Regions from separate parts of the Homo sapiens genome. Here region 2 is linked to region 1. A link is a contact called in ENCODE Hi-C or POLR2A ChIA-PET data. All regions are on one chromosome and are shown on one strand. The core of a region is the stretch at or near the end of the contact, and the rest is flanking DNA. Distances in the headings are between cores, read along the strand shown. Region 1 holds the start of OGT (O-linked N-acetylglucosamine (GlcNAc) transferase). Region 2 overlaps LOC107985688 (a long non-coding RNA gene).

Region 1 (2,700 bases), core at 6-2,505:
TAATTGTTTGTTGACTGTTTTGAAGAAATTTAAGCAGAATTTGAGGACTTAGTTTTAAAAAATGTAGTGAAGGGGCTAGGTAGCAAAAACTTTTTGAAGAAATTCATTGACCTGCTTTCTTAGATCAAGGACTTTTTGAAATAAAAAGGCTCTCAGAGATCCAACTTGTAGCCTCCAGTGGCTTGTAATACTTTCTTGCTGATGTGGCAAGCTACCTTAAGTCGTTTCTAGAACAAGAGGTGAAGTATAAATACCAATGTGACAAAATGTCTGAACAGTAGACTTGAAACTGCAGGAAGATCGTAAGAACCGATTTGTTCAAGGAAGTAGAGGCAATTCATGACTCAATCTAGACGTGTGGTTTAGGCAGATGGCAAGTGAATTCATTTATCATTGTTGATCTGCTTTGAGCTCAGTGGAATCGCCGACTGTGACAATGTGCAGAGCTAGCTGGTGGAAATGAAGTCACAACTCGAGGAGAGTCATGGATTTTGACGAACGTGAATCACCTTTAACATTTTTATGGCTGCCTTCGGAGTGCAAACGCCCAGCATGTCCCTGAGTTATTAAACATTTGCCCTATCACCGTGGGCAGGAGTATTCTGAATACCAAAACGATTTTGAAATTTCAGGCTATACGGCCAACATTGAAGGTGTCTGCATTCAACTGGCCCTGTGAAAGCTTCAGTCTTTTTCATCGAAGTGCTGAAATCGATGGCCGAGTCACAATGAAGACGGGCTCAAATCGGAACCCTCTCGCTCCTCGTTTTGAGCAGCTGTCTTTGAGAGGCAATCTTCTGAATTGACTGGCTCAGAATTGATCCGTGAGAGTCGTAACCATCCGTTTTTGTACGAATACAGTTGATAAACTTTTTTAGACGCCTTTGGCATTTATGTTTAAAACGACACCACCTGCTAAGTAACAAACACTCTTCTTAATCGCGGTGGCAAAAACGTATCCGTCCCGTGTGTGTTTGTTTTTACCCTTCCGCTACACTCTTAAGAAACTTGGCCGCTTCCGCCCCAGAGAGTGCCCTAACCACGAGTCGGGTTGACAGGGCTGCTCGCATGCGCGGTCTCCACCGTGGTGTTTGTCGCAATGGGCGCTGCGCGGAGGACTACATGGAATCTCGACTTTGCAGCTTGAAGTCATTTTGTTGGCGGCGCTGGTTACCGGCTACCTCCGCGCGGGCACTTGATTGTAACAGAAAGTAGTTCCGGCCCATGTTGTTTCGGCCGAGGAGCCGTCGCCGCCATTTCAAGACCGTACTAGGTAGATGGTCAATTAGAGTTCCCAGGGTTTGAAGCCTGTAACTGCTGCCGCCGCTCAAGCCCTCCAGAGCATTGCTACGGCTGCTGCCCTTGTACTACTACCTCCAAATACGTTCTTGCTGGTAGTGGCGGCAGCAGGACCAATTACCTCTTTTTTGCTCTCCCTCGAGAAGCTCCAGATGGCGTCTTCCGTGGGCAACGTGGCCGACAGCACAGGTACCGGTGTCCCGTTCTACCTTGGCAGATGCCCCCTTGGGGTCTCGCGCCGTCCTCTACCTTGTATCACTCCTTCCCTCCCTTCCCTCGAACCATCCCCATTACATCAGTGACATTGCTAAGCTTTTCGTGGTCTACTGGCATCTGATCACATCGGGTTTTCCGCTGTTGTCCGCTTCCCGAACATTTCCTCCTCCTCCCTTGCTTGCTTTTTGCTGCCTTTCTTGCTTTGTTTTTATTTCGTAAATGTTCTAGCATTCCACTCTCTCCAGGCGCTTTTATCACACGTGCGCGCTTAGAATGTCGTGGAATGGACTGCATTGGAATCCCTGCCCTTTCACTCCTTTGCAGCGGTTTTCTCCCCTAATTCCAGCTCATCGCCTCTCCTTTTTCCCCTCCATCTCCTCCTTCATCTCCCCCCCCAGTCTTTTCCCCTTAGCCAGATTTGGTCCTTCTCTGCCAATCTAGGGCGGGGGTGCCGTTCCGATGTAATCATATCCTCACTTTGCATCACCCGAGGACGATCAAAAGCTCGTCGATGGTGCCACAAGTCACCTCGAGAAGAGGGGACATTGAGCAGCACCCTGCTAGGCAGTGCCTTTCTGGTGTTCTTTCGGTTGAGCGGTCCCGGTTTAGATTGGAAATTTCCAGGGGTTTCCTTTGCCATCGCCCAATTCCACCGCTGCCCTCAGCCTGGATTTCCCACCCTGTCCGCGGGGAACCACACCCTTCCCTTCGCGAGGTTGCCAGCCCTGTTCACTTCCTATCCTTGGGGGAGAAACCACCCCGATGCTGCTGCTTTGGCGTTGACCACCCTGCCCGCCCAATTCTCGCTTTGTGTTACTTTCTCGATGTATTCCTCCGCCGCCGCCTCTGGGTCTGCCATCCCCATTCTTCAGCCCAGTATCTCTTTATTCACAGGGTGTAATATTCTTTTAAGTTTCCATCCCTGCTTGAAGAGTTTGTAAAGCAACTGGAGTGTAGCTGCACAAGTACAAGGCGGTTGCCCTTTTAGACACTTCAGTCGCGAGCATTTGGTACTGAAAATACGAAAACAACCAAATTGTAGGAGTGTCCTTCAGCTGCCTTTCCATATTGAGGCGATTTGGGCGGAAGGGGGTGGGGAATTGGGCTGCGCTTCTGAGGTTTCCCGCGAGGTTATTTTTTGGTTGTTTCTCAGTTGAGATGTGTGGAGGGTTTTAGCTACTGTTC
Region 2 (2,700 bases), core at 20-2,519, 350 kb before region 1:
CGGAGGCCGAGATGGGCAGATCACCTAAGGTCAGGAGTTTGAGACTAGCCTGGCCAACATGGTGAAACCCTGCCTCTACTAAATAAAAATAAAATAAACCCCATCTCTACTAAAATACAAAAATTAGCTGGGCATGGTGGCACACTCCTGTAACCCCAGCTACTCGGGAGGCTGAGGCTGGAGAATAGCTTGAACCCGGGAGGTGGAAGTTGCACTGAGCTGAACCACTGCACTCCAGCCTGGATGACAGAGCGAAATTCCATCTCAAAATAAATAAATAAATAAATAAATAAATAAATAAATAAATAAATAAAGCTTAACCACAGAGGAGGCCAGGCGCAGTGACTCACGCCTGTAATCCAAGCACTTTGGGAAGCTGAGGCAGGTGGATCACCTGAGGTCAGGAGTTCGAGACCAGCTGGGCCAACATGGTGAAACCCCATCTCCACTAAAAGTACAAAAAATTAGCCAGATGTGGTGGCAGGTACCTGTAATCCCAGCTACTTCGAAGGCTGAGGCAGCAGAATCACTTGAACCCGGGAGGCGGAGGTTGCAAGGAGCCGAGATCGTGCCATTGCACTCCAGCCTGGGCAACAAGAGTGAAAACTCCATCTCAAAAAAAAAAAAAAAAATCATAGAGGAAGTTATCTGGTACAATGTATAGGGCACCTAAGCAAATCCTTTTTTGCCAGGGTAACCTTTCCCAACTCATGAGAGGTCAGAGGTTAGACAAAGCTGCGTAGACCCGAACCTGAAGGTTGGTGCAAAAGTAATGGCGGTTTTTGCAATTACCTTTAACGGCAAAAACCGCCATTACTTTTGCACCAGCCTAACAGATCTAGTGAGTTTCACAGTCCCTGGTGGAATCGGTTTCCCATACTGCTCTCAGTGCAGAGACCCTAGTGGGTGCCTTCTGTCCTGGCACGTGCTGCTTTCCGGTTCTGCGGTTACCCTGGCCCTTGGGTTTCCCCCACCCTCCTCCCATCCTTTTCAGGCTCCCGGAAAGAGAAGACCCCCAGTGAAACTCCACCCCTTCACATAGTTTTGATGACTTAGGACATGTGTTCGGACAAATACAAAAAAATGTGCTTACGATTCTAATTAGAAAAAGACACTTAGAATTGAGACTGCTTCTGAAAATCTGATCCTGTGCTGGCAGTTCCTGTTGTTCTCAGCTAGTATTTCGTTTTAGTCCCCTAAAGTGGCCATGTGACCTTGATAGCAAACGCCATCTTTCTGCGGAGCCCGCCTGAGCTGCGGCAAGCTGCTCTGACGGCTCGCTAGCAATCTGCCTTTTCCGATTTCAAAATCTTTAGACCGCCCACCAAAACCCTTTTTCCGGTCGGAGAGGCCCGGCAGGCTCTCAGGTCATTTGCGGAGCAAACGTGATTGACACGATCTGCGTCTAATGAATGTTCGTCTGCTTCCCAGCTCGGATTACTAGTTCCGCTCCCTTTCCCAGTTTGTTTTTGATGACTCATCCCTCAAATTCTTCACACACTCGCCTGATTCCCGCCCCTCCCGTCCTCTCTCTCCTCGCTCCCACTCGACGCCCACCCCCCACCTCCGCCGCCTCGCCCTAGGGAAGTGGATTTGGTGAATCCTATCGAGGATCGTTTTTTTACAGTGTATTTTGAACATATAGAAGCAAAAAGCACAATTTCCGTACAGGAAAGAGGAGGTTCATTTCCTTATAAGGAGCTTAACCCCTCACTGTTCTTTGAGCTTTTTCTCGTCCACAAGATCGGGGTGGGAGCAGGGGCAGGAGAAACGACAGCGGGGCTTTTGCCACTCAATTTCCAGTTCAATTCCAGAACCCCCGCAGCTCTGAGTCCCTAGCAAAGGTCAGCTGCCTTGCCCCAACAGCCGGCCCCACTGAGGGAGGAGTCCGGGGGAGTACAGTCAGGGTTGAAAGTTTACAAACATTTCTCTGGGTCTCGGGCATCTGCAGTGGGCACCTGCGGTGGGCACGTATGACAGTTTTGCCGGGGGCTGCAAATGCAAAATTGCAGCCCTAAAGAGGAAACAGACCTTCAGTCGTTAATAGGAGGAGGGGGAAAGGAAGGGGGAGTAAGAAAAGTAGGGAGCTGAGACTGAACTAACAAGCTCTTCTGGACCCAGACCCCTGAAATAGGCGAATGAATGGACTTCCACCTGCACAAGAAATCCTAGCTTTCCTGGATAGGGTCAAATGAAGCCAATAGAACATCCATAGTGAGAAGTTGGCAAGAGACTGGCTAAATTTGCCCCCTTTGGGCTGCTTCTTGTAGTCTCATTTGCTCTTTGATGCTCACACAACCATCACCACTTCTCTGCTGTGTCTCTTTATCCCACAGCTAAAGCATGTGATTGAAAACTTGCAGTTTGACCTAAGTTTAACACTGCCTTGTATAGGGCTTTGTGAATAATGGGTGCAGGATCAATTCCCCGGAGCCTGAGTATCATACCAAAGGCTAGAGACTCAGGGGCCTCCCAGTCTGCAAAGTGCTCTCAGACTCAGGCACATATTCTGAGGGAGCTTTTGCATTTTGGTCTTGGATCTCCAGGAGAGGACAGGAGTTTGCCGATTGGGAAAACAAAGAAGGTGCTAAGAAATAGGTGACCACCTTATTTTTTTATTCCCTCCTAAGCAGCCCCGCTGCTCTCCCTTTGGAGGCCCCTTGGCTAAGTCTCATCCAAAGTTCATTTGCATTGTCCAGC

Evidence for each region. Hi-C counts contacts between places; a loop is a spot of excess contacts on that map. ChIA-PET counts read pairs that join two places held with the same protein, here RNA polymerase II (POLR2A). Pooled maps may share reads with other maps.
Region 2: a loop to region 1 is called in a map of naive thymus-derived CD4-positive, alpha-beta T cell, with 6 times the contacts of the local background. The contact joins the enhancer-like site here to the promoter of OGT in region 1. A Hi-C loop is called at or near these places in 4 of 168 maps with a recorded cell type or tissue (B cell, GM12878 and naive thymus-derived CD4-positive, alpha-beta T cell), 11 of 37 single-sample maps with no recorded cell type and 18 of 50 pooled maps. POLR2A ChIA-PET finds 5 or more read pairs at or near these places in 9 of 52 experiments (CD4-positive, alpha-beta T cell, HEK293, K562 and 5 more).

The regions. Positions count from the first base shown.
Region 1 is chrX:71,531,849-71,534,548 of GRCh38, forward strand. It overlaps OGT (O-linked N-acetylglucosamine (GlcNAc) transferase), which reads left to right and starts at 1,256. Exons shown (of 22, transcript NM_181672.3): 1 at 1,256-1,488. The coding sequence starts at 1,452. RefSeq lists enhancers at 307-1,506, 1,007-1,346, 1,172-1,830.
Region 2 is chrX:71,180,787-71,183,486 of GRCh38, forward strand. It overlaps LOC107985688 (a long non-coding RNA gene), which reads right to left. Exons shown (of 2, transcript XR_001755878.2): 2 at 2,596-2,700. Among named protein-coding and RNA genes, the nearest start is that of NLGN3, 37 kb to the left of the region's middle. RefSeq lists enhancers at 1,147-1,196, 1,253-1,547, 1,597-1,686. Within about 2 kb of position 1,270, at least 35 of the 41 ENCODE cell types and tissues checked have a DNase peak (open chromatin) inside an H3K27ac peak, as active enhancers do; they include B cell, CD4-positive, alpha-beta T cell and GM12878, where a contact is called at or near this core.